Linked DNA regions of Homo sapiens: region 1 is linked to region 2. A link is an interaction called in ENCODE POLR2A ChIA-PET data of the cell type or tissue named here. Cell type or tissue: A673. All regions are shown on one strand. Links, peaks and the distances in the headings refer to the core of each region. The heading gives the core; the rest is flanking DNA.

Evidence for each region. Peaks named below come from ENCODE experiments on the same cell type or tissue, not always from the same donor. Only the 100,000 strongest peaks of a DNase experiment are listed, where the experiment ranks them.
Region 1: POLR2A ChIA-PET joins it to region 2 with 8 read pairs; 3 of 35 experiments call an interaction of 5 or more read pairs at or near these places.

What each region holds. Positions count from the first base shown.
Region 1 is chr1:32,691,927-32,697,302 of GRCh38, forward strand. It overlaps SYNC (syncoilin, intermediate filament protein), which reads right to left. Exons shown (of 5, transcript NM_030786.3): 2 at 2,939-4,118. Among named protein-coding and RNA genes, the nearest start is that of SYNC, 8.2 kb to the right of the region's middle. RefSeq lists an enhancer at 2,757-3,495. In A673, for the core only: no CTCF peak of the experiment used is centred there; no DNase peak of the experiment used is centred there.
Region 2 is chr1:33,023,021-33,028,396 of GRCh38, forward strand. AK2 (adenylate kinase 2) reads right to left here. Exons shown (of 6, transcript NM_001625.4): 2 at 1,422-1,547. Among named protein-coding and RNA genes, the nearest start is that of AK2, 11 kb to the right of the region's middle. In A673, for the core only: no CTCF peak of the experiment used is centred there; a DNase peak (open chromatin) is centred at 2,931.

The DNA of each region.
Region 1 (5,376 bases), core at 131-5,130, 330 kb before region 2:
CCAGCGCCTAAAAATAATCTATCCCGGCCGGGCGCAGTGGCTCATGCCTGTAATCCCAGCACTTTGAGAGGCGAGGCGGGCGGATCACAAGATCAGGAGATGGAGACCATCCTGGCTAACACGGTGAAACCCCGTCTCTATTAAAAATGCAAAAAATTAGCCTGGTGCGGTGGCGGGCGCCTGCAATCCCAGCTACTCGGGAGGCTGAGGCAGGACAATGGCGCGAACCCGGGAGGCAGAGCTTGCAGTGAGCTGAGCGCCACTGCACTCCAGCCTGGGCAAGAGTGACAGACTCCGTCTCAAAAAATAATAATCATCATCATCATCATCATCTATCCCACAGCCCTTTTACCTGCACCTCTCATAAATCACCTATTACTTTCTTCTCTGAGATACAACTATTAATGTAATGTCTGTCTGAGTATTGGCTGTTAAGGATAGTATTGATGCTAAATAAATGACTTTTCACTAGACTGTGAACCAATTTTTTAAAAAATAGGGTAAGGGGAATATGAAGAGTTTAAAAACATTCAGTATTACTTCTGGGTGTGGTGGCTTACGCCTGTAATCCCAACACTGGGAGGCTGAGGCCGGTGGATCACCTGAGGTCAGGTGTTCGAGACCAGCCTGACCAACATGGTGAAACCCCATCTCTACTAAAATACCCAAATTAGCTGGGCATGGTGGCACAGGTCTGCAATCCCAGCAACTTGGGAGACTGAGGCAGGAGGATTGCTTGAACCCAGGAGGCAGAGGTTGCAGTGAGCTGAGATCATGCCACTGCACTCCACTGCACTCCAGCCTGTGTGACAGAGCGAGACTCTGTAAAAATAACTGGGAGGCTGAGGCGGGTGGACTGCCTAAGCTCAGGAGTTTGAGACCACCCTGGGCAACATGGTGAAACCCCATCTCTACTAAAATACAAAAAATTAGCTGGGTGCAGTGGCGGGCACCTGTAGTCCCAGCAACTCAGGAGGCTGAAATGAGAATTGCTTGAACCCGGGAGGTGGAGTTTGCAGTGAGCCGAGATTGGTTCAGTGCACTCCAGCCTGGGTGAAAGAGCAAGACTCTGTCTCAAAAATAAATAAATAAAGATAAAAATAAAAAACATTCAGTATTATGACCCCAAAAACCACAGTGTTTTTTTTTTGTTTGTTTGTTTTTGTTTGTTTTTGAGATGGAGTCTCACTCTGTCACCCAGGCTAGAGTGCAGTGGTGCAATCTCAGCTCACTGCAACCTCCGCCTCCCGGGTTCAAGCGATTCTCCTGCCTCAGCCTCCCAAGTAGCTGGGACTACAGGCATGTGCCACCATGCCCCCCTAATTTTTGTCTTTTTAGTAGAGACGGGGTTTCACCATATTGGCTATACTTGTCTCAAACTACTGACCTTGTGATCCACCCACCTCAGCCTCCCAACCAAAGTGCTGGGATTACAGGCGTGAGCCACCGCTCCCAGACAGAGTGTTTTCATAATACAAACTACAGAAAGCTTGACAAAATCTTCAGTGAAGTGAATGCAGCCATTTCAACAGGGAAACTTGTTCCCTTAAGGGCATATCACAATCTCTGGGAAGACATAGATTTCTAAGTTTATCCAAAGGAATCAGTGTTTCAAAAGATTAAAGTACTGCTTAGAGCACCACACTACAGTCTTCTCATTAGTGCCCAGCAGCACATGTGCTCTGAGCCTTGAGTAGCAGAGAGTAATACAACAATAAGTAAAATGTATTCCCTACCTTCTGAAAGTTCACAGTCTAGGAGGGACTACGTAATTGTTTATTCACTTAGTATTTATATCCCACTCTGTTCTAAAAAGGGATTAGAACTGGCTCACACTTAATCAGAAATAACTTGAATGCAAGAGAGATGGGGACAAATGCACATAAAAGGAAAGTGAAGATGAGAGGATTCTATTAAGGTTGGTGCAAAATTAATTGCAGCTTTTGCCATTAAAAGTACTTGAGCCCAGGATTTCAAGACCAGCCTGGGCAACATGGCAAAACCCTGTCTACAAAAAATACAAAAATTGGCCGGCTGCGGTGGCTCACACCTATAATCCTAGCTCTTTGGGAGGCCAAGGCAGGCGGATAGCTTGAGCTCAGGAGTTCAAATCCAGCCTGGGCCACGTGGTGAAACCCTGTCTCTACAAAAAATTAGCCAGGTATGGTGGCACACACTTGTAGTCCCAGCTGCTTGGGGGCTAAGGCAGGAGGATCGCTTGAGCCCAAGAGGTTTGAGGTGCAGTGAGCCCTCAAGATTGCACCTGTCTCAAAAAAGAAAAAATTAGCTGGGCATGTTGGTGCACAGTTGTGGTCCCAGCTACTCAAGAGGCTGAGGTGGGAGGATCGCTTGAACCTGAGAGGTCGAGGCTGCAGTTAGCTGTGATCATGCCACTGCACCAGCCTAAGTGACAGCAAGACCCTGTCGCAAAAAAAACAGAGTGCAGGCCGGGCGCGGTGGCTCACACCTGTAATCCCAGCACTTTGGGAGGCCAAGGCAGGCGGATCACGAGGTCAGGAGATCCAGACCATCCTGGTTAACAACAGTGAAACCCCGACTCTACTAAAAATACAAAAAAATAGCCGGGCATGGTGGTGAGCACCTGTAGTCCCAGCTACTCAGAAGGCTGAGGCAGGAGAATGGCATGAACCCAGGAGGCAGAGCTTGTAGTGAGCTGAGATCGCACCACTGCACTCTAGCCTGGGCGACAGAGCGAGACTCCATCTCAAAAAAAAAAAAACAAAAAACAGTGCAGATAACTTCTAGTCCCTAGCATGGGCCTGAATGAATGAAGAATGGAGAAAAAATTGCGTGGCCCCAAAGAACAAATTTTTCTTCCTACATGTGACACTATCTTTCAGCCCCAAAGACCTTGGACTCTGGCCACTCTTTCCCCAGGTTAAAAGACCTCAGTTCTTTTCATGCCCAATGGGCCTACCCTGTACTGCTGCACCTCTTCATCTCGTTTTTGCCTCACAAGTGCGATCTGGTCCTCCAGGTTCCTGTTTTGCAGGCGGAGCTGCCGGGCCTCTGCTTGCAGGGGTCTCAGAGCCTCCTTCATTTCCTGGATCTCAGCCTGGGTTCTCTGCAGAGCTTTGGTCCCAGCTTCTTTCCTCTCTAGGAGCCGCAGGAACTGAGGCTCATACTCCTCCTCCAGGTCCTGGCGGCTCTCTGCCATGAGATTTTCAAACTGGGCAGAGAGTCGCCGGCTTTCCTGGAGAAAGTGCCCATCCCTCTGGCTTGGAGGGGCTTCTAGTTGTTGCCGCAGCTGCTCCTTCTGCTTCTGATAGGCATCCCGGAGCTGGGCCAGTTCCTCTGAGAGCTGGGTTGCCCTTGTAGTCAGCACTTCCCGGAAATCGGCAAACTGAGCCACGTCCTGCTGGCGGCACTCCAGCTGGTATTGGTAGGCCACACATTCCTTTGTCACTTTGAAAAGCTTCTGCTTGACCAGCCGGATCTCCTCCCTTAGGCCATCTCTCTCCAGCTCTGCTTGGGCATGGAGCTTGTAGGCAGCCAGGATGTCTTGATGGACTTGCTGTACCTCCTGCAGGGCTGGTTCCCGGAGCAATACAAGCTCATGGATGAGCTGATCCCTCTCCTCTTCCAGCTGGGCCACAGCTTGGACACACTGCTGGAAACGCCCCTCTAGCAATTCCAGGTCCTCTATGCTCAGGTTCTCCTCCATGCTGGGGCTCTGCTCGGCTCTGAGGCTCTCCTCAGGGTTAGATTTCTCCGCCCTTGTGACTGTCTCTCCCTCATAAACAACGTGCTCTGGGCTTGTGGGCTTTCCTGGCTCCACGGGCCCCTCCACAAACTGTATCCGATCTGGCTCCGTGGTTTCCTCCACACACACTGTCTCCTCTGGATTCCCAGGCTCCTCCACATGCAGAGCCTCATCTGGCTGCATGGCCTCCTCAATATACAGGGCCTCCTCTGCCTTCTCAGTCTCTTGCACATAGAGTGTCTCATCAAGGTCACCTGTGTCCTCCAGGTAGAGAATGTCTTCGAGGTTTAAGGACCCCTCTGAAGATAGAGTAACTTCTGGGTTCAAGGCTTCTGCCTCATTTAGGGATCCAGAGTTCTTTGGAAGAGGAGAATTGGCCTCTACTCTTGTTTTCCTGCAAAAGAAATGATTGAAAGTGAAAGGGCAGCCACAATCCCAGGATGGTGCAATTCTGGAGCCAGCAGCCATGGGCCTAGACTACCTCAGGTTCTTAGATGTCAGCAGCCATTCGTCTGCTCCCTCCACTCTGTCAATCCACCCCTCCACACACCCAACCACGGTGTAGATCCCCTGCCAGCATCCCAGCGACATCACCATATGGTCTCTGCTTATGCAGCTCCAAGGACTCGACATACCTGAGGCACCACTGTTTGTTCCACAATTATAATAATTTTTTTTTTTTGAGATGGAGTCCCGCTGTATTGCCGAGGCTGGAGTGCAATAGCGTGATGTCGGCTCACTGCAACCTCTGTCCCCCAGTTCATGCGATTCTCTTGCCTCAGCCTCCCAAGTAGCACCACCACGCCTTTTTTTTTTGAGACGGAGTCTTGCTCTGTTGCCAGGCTGGAATGCAGTGGTGCGATCTTGGCTCACTGCAGCCTCCACCTCCCAGGTTCAAGTGATTCTCCTGCCTCAGCCTCCTGAGCAGCTGGGATTATAGGCACACATACCACCACGCCCGGCTAATTTTTGTATTTTTAGTGGAGATGGGGTTTCACCATGTTAGTCAGGCTGTTCTCAAACTCCTGACCTCATGATCTGCCCGCCTCGGCCTCCCAAAGTGCTGGGATTATAGGCATGAGCCACTGCGCCCAGCCCAGTTCTAATAAAATTATAATGTTGAGGTAAAACCTTCCTTATAACTTTTTTTTTTCTTTGAGATGGAGTCTTGCTCTGTCACCCAGGCTGGAGTGCAGTGGTGCCATTTCAGCCTCCACCTCCCAGGTAGGTGGGACTACAGACACGTGCCATCACACTCAGCTGATTTTTGTATTTTTAGTAGAGATGGGGTTTTACCATGTTGGCCAGGCTGGTCTCAAACTCCTGACCTCAAGTGATCCGCCCTCTTCAGCCTCCCAAAGTGTTGGGATTACAGGCATTGAGCCACCATGCCCAGCAATTCCTGGTAACTTTTAGCCACTGGATTTACCTGATTCTTCCTTCTAGGATCAGATATTTCTACCTTCTTTTCTGTGTAAGTTATCTAAACACTTAAAGAGAACCATGGTCGGCCAGGCGTGGTGGCTCACACCTGTAATCTCAGCACTTTGGGAGGCCGAATCAGGCGGATCACCTGAGGTCGGGAGTTCAAGACCAGCCTGACCAACATGGAGAAACCCCATCTCTACTAAAAATACAAAATTAGCCGGGCG
Region 2 (5,376 bases), core at 148-5,147:
TTGATACAGCTACAGAATCTCAAAGCCTAACAGAAGGTAACTTGAGGATTAAAGCAAAGTCCAGCTCCTTCCCCAACCAACATTCTAAGATAAAAAAAGACCAGAAGACCAAGCACAAAATGACTTCTGAAGGTGATTCTCAGAGGCCAAGTTCCAGAATAACTCAGTTATAATTAATCTAGCAATCTTTGATTAGTGCCAGAAAATAATAGATTGTATTTGTCCAATCAGGTCAACTGGCCTAAAGAAGGAGAAAATGTGGCTGGGCATGGCAGCTCACACCTGTAATCCCAGCACTTAGAGAGGCTGGGGCAGGAGGACTGCTCCTGGGTTTAGCTCAGTTCAAAACCAGTGTGGGCAACACAGTGAGACTCCATCTCTACAACAACAACAACAACAACAACAACAACAACAAAAGTAGCAGGGCATGGAGGTGTGTGCCTGTAACCCTAGCTACTCATCAGGCCGAAGTGGGAGGATCACTTGAGCCCAGGAGGTCGAGGCTGTAGTAAGCCATGATTGCACCACTGCACACCAGCCTGGGTCTCAGAACAAAAAAAAAGAGAGAAAATGCAATTATCGTCCCCAGATAAGAAGGATTACCTTTGTCACAACTGCGAAGTAATTGCTTTGTTACAGAAACAGCACACAGAGCCATAAAGCAGGTTAAAAAACACTTCTGTGACTTCCTAAATCCTCTCTTGAATACATCTCTGAGTTCTGGCCTAGGGACAGCAGTTTCATTTCTGGCTCTAAAATTTAGGTATATAACAAAACACACCAGCACAGAAAAACTTCAAGAATACTATGAATGAGTGCCATAAATTCAGAACAAACAAAATAACTTGCACTCTAAAAAGTCTTACAAGGCCAAGTGCGGTGGCTCACGCCTGTAATCCCAGCACTTTGGGAGGCCAAGGAGGGTGGATCACCTGAGGTCAGGAGTTTGAGACCAGCCTGGCCAACATGGTGAAACCCCATCTCTACTAAAAACATAAAAATTAGCCAGGCATGGTGGCAGGTGCCTGTAATCCTAGCTACTCGGGAGGCTGAGGTACAAGAATCGCTTGAACCCAGGAGGTGGAGGTTGCAGTGAGCCAAGACTGCGCCACTGCACTCCAGCCTGGGCGACAGAGCGAGACTTTGTCAAAAAAAAAAGAAAAAAAATTTCCTATAATCTGCCAGTTTGTTAAAACACCCTCTAGCACATGGTTGTTCAACAGAATTTTGTTTGATGATGGAAAGTTCTGTATCAGCGTTGGCTGGTAAATACTTGAAATATGGCTAGTGCAACTGAGGAACTGATTTTTACATTAATTAAATTAATCTAAATAGCCACCTGTGGCTGGTGGCTACCATATTGGACAGTGCAGATCTAGATTCTGAGGAATATCAACACTCATTGGTACCACCAAACCTACCAGTTTCCCAGCATCCATAGTTGCCTTCAGCTTTTTTCCTAGCTCTGAGCCAGAAGCCACCATGGCCCTCAGCATGTCCCCAGTAGCTAAATGGCAGACACAGAAGTTTTCAGCCAATCTGGGTGCCTACAGAGAGGAAGACAAAAACCAAGATTCAATTACATTACAGGCTGTGGAGTCAGACTGCCTAGGTGTGAACCTGGCCCTGCCACTTACTGGCTATGTAAACATGGGCAAATGCCTACTTCCTTACCTGTAATGGGGATAAAAGTACCTTATATTACATTCTAACATATACTGATTATAGGGTTATGGTAAGAATTACATGAAATAATATATGTAAAGCACTTAAAACAGTACAACTAGCACACAGGAAGGAGTCATAAATATTAATTATCACTATTTCCACTCAACACACTAGTGACACATAAGTTTCAGTTTCCCCATTATAAATGGGAAGACTTGCTGGGCATGGTGGCTCACGCCTATAACCCCAGCACTTTGGGAGGCTGAGGTGGGCGGATCACGAGGTCAGAAGTTCGAGACCAGCCTGACCAACATGGGGAAACCCCGTCTCTACTAAAAATACAAAAATTAGCTGGGTGTGGTGGCGCTTGCCTGGAATTGCAGCTACTCAGGAGGCTGAGGTAGGAGAATTATTTGAATCTGGTAGGCAGAGGCTGCAGTGAGCTGAGATTGCACCACAGCACTCCAGCTCCAGCCTGGGTGACAGTGAGACTTCGTCTCAAAAAAAAAAAAAAAAAAAAAAGAGAATAAAAATAGTACCAACACTTCACATGGTTGCTGTGAGGTTTAAATGAGATCATGTATATAATGCACTTGGTACAACACCTGGCACATAACATGTGCTGAATAAACATTTGCCAAAGGGATGAATGTACAATTGTCATGTACTACAGCTACTGGGTCAGGGAGGCAACTAGGAGCAGTTTGCCCCCAGGCAGAACTGGGTTTTCCTCCTTCCCTGTCACTAAGTAGCTGTACTATGGTGGCCACCTCACTTTTCAGTTTCCTTATCTGTTTAAAATGAAGGCAAAAAAGGCTCCATCTCAGAAGGTAGCTGTGAGGATTAGCTGAGATATATACAAAGAGCACTTGGCAAATAATAAGCACTTACATACTAGTTTTAGGAGGCATTATAGTGTTTTGGTCAAGAGCACAGGCTTGAGAGTTAAACTGCTGGTTTGCAGACTCCAGGTCCACTAACCATTATGTAAAATTGACTTAAGATGTCACTTCACCTTTCTAGGTTTCAAATTTCCTCTAAGTAAAATGGAGATGGTAATAGTATCTGTATCACTGGGTTGATGAGAAGATTATACAGAATTCAGTATATGCAGGCCCTGGCATATAGTAAGCGCTCAGTGGGCACTGGCTGTTACCATAACCCCTGTCCTAATCCTATATTCATTCATACAAAAAGAAAACATTTACTAATGCCTTTCCCAAGAACCCTGTCGGGAGCCTGGGAAACAGATGAATAAAAGGCATAGACTATGTACTTAAAGAGCTTATATTTGGTGAATTATACATGAGAATGCAGAATTAGAACAGGAAGAGACCCTAGACAGCTCAACACTGGCTTTGCAGTGGGAAAAAAAGAATGCAGAATTTACAAGGAATATAATCAGTTCAAGGAGCTCAATTTTAGCTTTTTCCGTTCAATTGTTTTATAAACTAAGCAGGTTTAGATCCCGATTCCAACAAATCAGTTCACTGGGAGTTTTCTTTTCTTTCTTTCTTTCTTTTTTTTTGAGACAGAGTCTCACTCTATCACCCAGGCTGGAGTGCAGTGGCACGATCACGGCTCACTGCAGCCACGAACTCCCTGGGCTCAGGTGATTCTCCTGCCTCAGCCTCCCAGTAGCTGGGATTGCAGGCACAAGCCACGTGCCTGGCTAATTTTTATGTAATTGGGAGTTTTCTTAGGTGCATGCTTAGGTGCACACAATAAAAGGTACATAGATAGGGCTGGTTTGTGATTCATGGACCAATTCAGTTAAAGCAAAGAAATGACTTCATAGCAAAATGGAATCTAGTGAGAAGGCATTAAAAACTGTACTTGGCCGGGTGCAGTGGCTCACGCCTGTAATCCCAGCACTTTGGGAGGCCAAGGCGGGTGGATCACAAGGTCAGGAGATTGAGACCATCCTGGCCAACATGGTGAAACCCCGTCTCTACTAAAATATAAAAAAATTAGCCGGGCATGGTGGCGCATGCCTGTAGTCCCAGCTACTCAGGAGGCTGAGGCAGGGGAATCGCTTGAACCCAGGAGTTGGAGGTTGCAGTGAGCTGAGACTGCGCCATTGCACTCCAGCCTGGAGACAGAGCAAGACTCCATCTCACAAAAAAACAGCAACAAAAAAAAACTCTGTACTCTGGGTTGGGCGCAGTGGCTCACACCTGTAATCCCAGCACTTTGGGAGGCCGAGGCGGGTGGATCACCGGAAGTCAGGAGTTCGAGACTAGCCTGGCCAACATGGTGAAACCCCATCTCTACTAAGAATACAAAAATTAGCTGGGCGTGCTGGCACGTGCCTGTAATCCCAGCTACTTGGGAGGCTGAGGCAGGAGAATTGCTTGAACCCAGAAGGTGGAAGTTGCGGCGAGCCGAGATCCAGCCCGGGCGAAGAAGCAAGACTACGTCTCAAACAAACAAACAAACCCAAAAAACCAAAATTCTGTACTTTGCAAAATCAGTGAATGTCAGGAGCCCTGACAATGAAAAACCAGGCTGGCACTGTGGCCGTACATCTAGAGAGTGCTTTCTGCCAATCTTTCTCATTGCTGTTGAAATTAACCTGGGTAAACAATTTGGAGGTCAGGCTTGCTCAAGTGGAAAGGCTGACCAAAACACCACAGAGAAGAGCTGTTAGCACAGAACCTGTTCTATTTTTATCACTCCCAAACTGCAGGACTCTTATGCACTGTTCCAGGTGATTGGATTCTACAGCTAGATGAAAGAACACACACCAATAGGGAAGAAAACTAATTCCTGGCTGGGTATGGTGGCTCACGCCTGTAATCCCAGAACTTTGGGAGGCTAAGGCGGGTGGATCACGAGGTCAGGAGTTCAAGACTTCAAGACCAGCCTGGCCAAGATGGTGAAACCCCGTCTCTACTAAAAATACAAAAATTAGCCAGGCGTGGTGGTGGGTGCTTGTAATCCCAGCTACTCAGGAGGCTGTGGCAGAGAACTGCTTGAACCCGTGAGGTGGAGGTTGCAGTGAGCGGAGATCGCGCCACTGTACTCCAGCCTGGGTGACAGAGCAAGACTCTTGTCTCAAAAAAAAAAAAAAAAAGAAAAAGAAAAAAAGAAAACGAATTCCTTCATTTCCTGCTGGCTGCCTGGGAGTCAATGTGGTAGGCTGTAAAGAGCACGCATGGGTTTTGAAGTCAGACAGATTTACACTTGATTCCTAGCTAAGGCACTCAGTAGCCGTGTGATCTTGGGCTAAGTACTTAACTTCTCAGAGTGTCAGTTTCCTCATCAGTTTAATGGGGATAATGACTACTTCACAGGGTTCTTATGAGGATAAATGAAATAAAGTACCAAAAACATCAGACACGCAGCAGGCATTCAATAAATAAAAGGCTTCCTTCCATGGTCTTTCTTCTTTGCATTAGTCTTTATTTACAGGCTGCAGAAACCTAATGAAATAACTTTATTATAGTCCCCTCACACTTCAAACTTATGCTTTAGAGCAGCCATTCACAGACTCTAAATCACTGGAGGAATGCTGTTAAAATGCAGATTCCGGCTGGGCGCGGTGGCTCACGCCTGTAATCCCAGCACTCTAGGAGGCCGAAGCAGGCGGATCATCTGAGGTCGGGAGTTCAAGACCAGCATGACCAACATGGAGAAACCCCGTCTCTACTGAAAATACAAAATTAGCTGGGCGTGGTGGCATAATCCCAGTTACTAGGGAGGCAG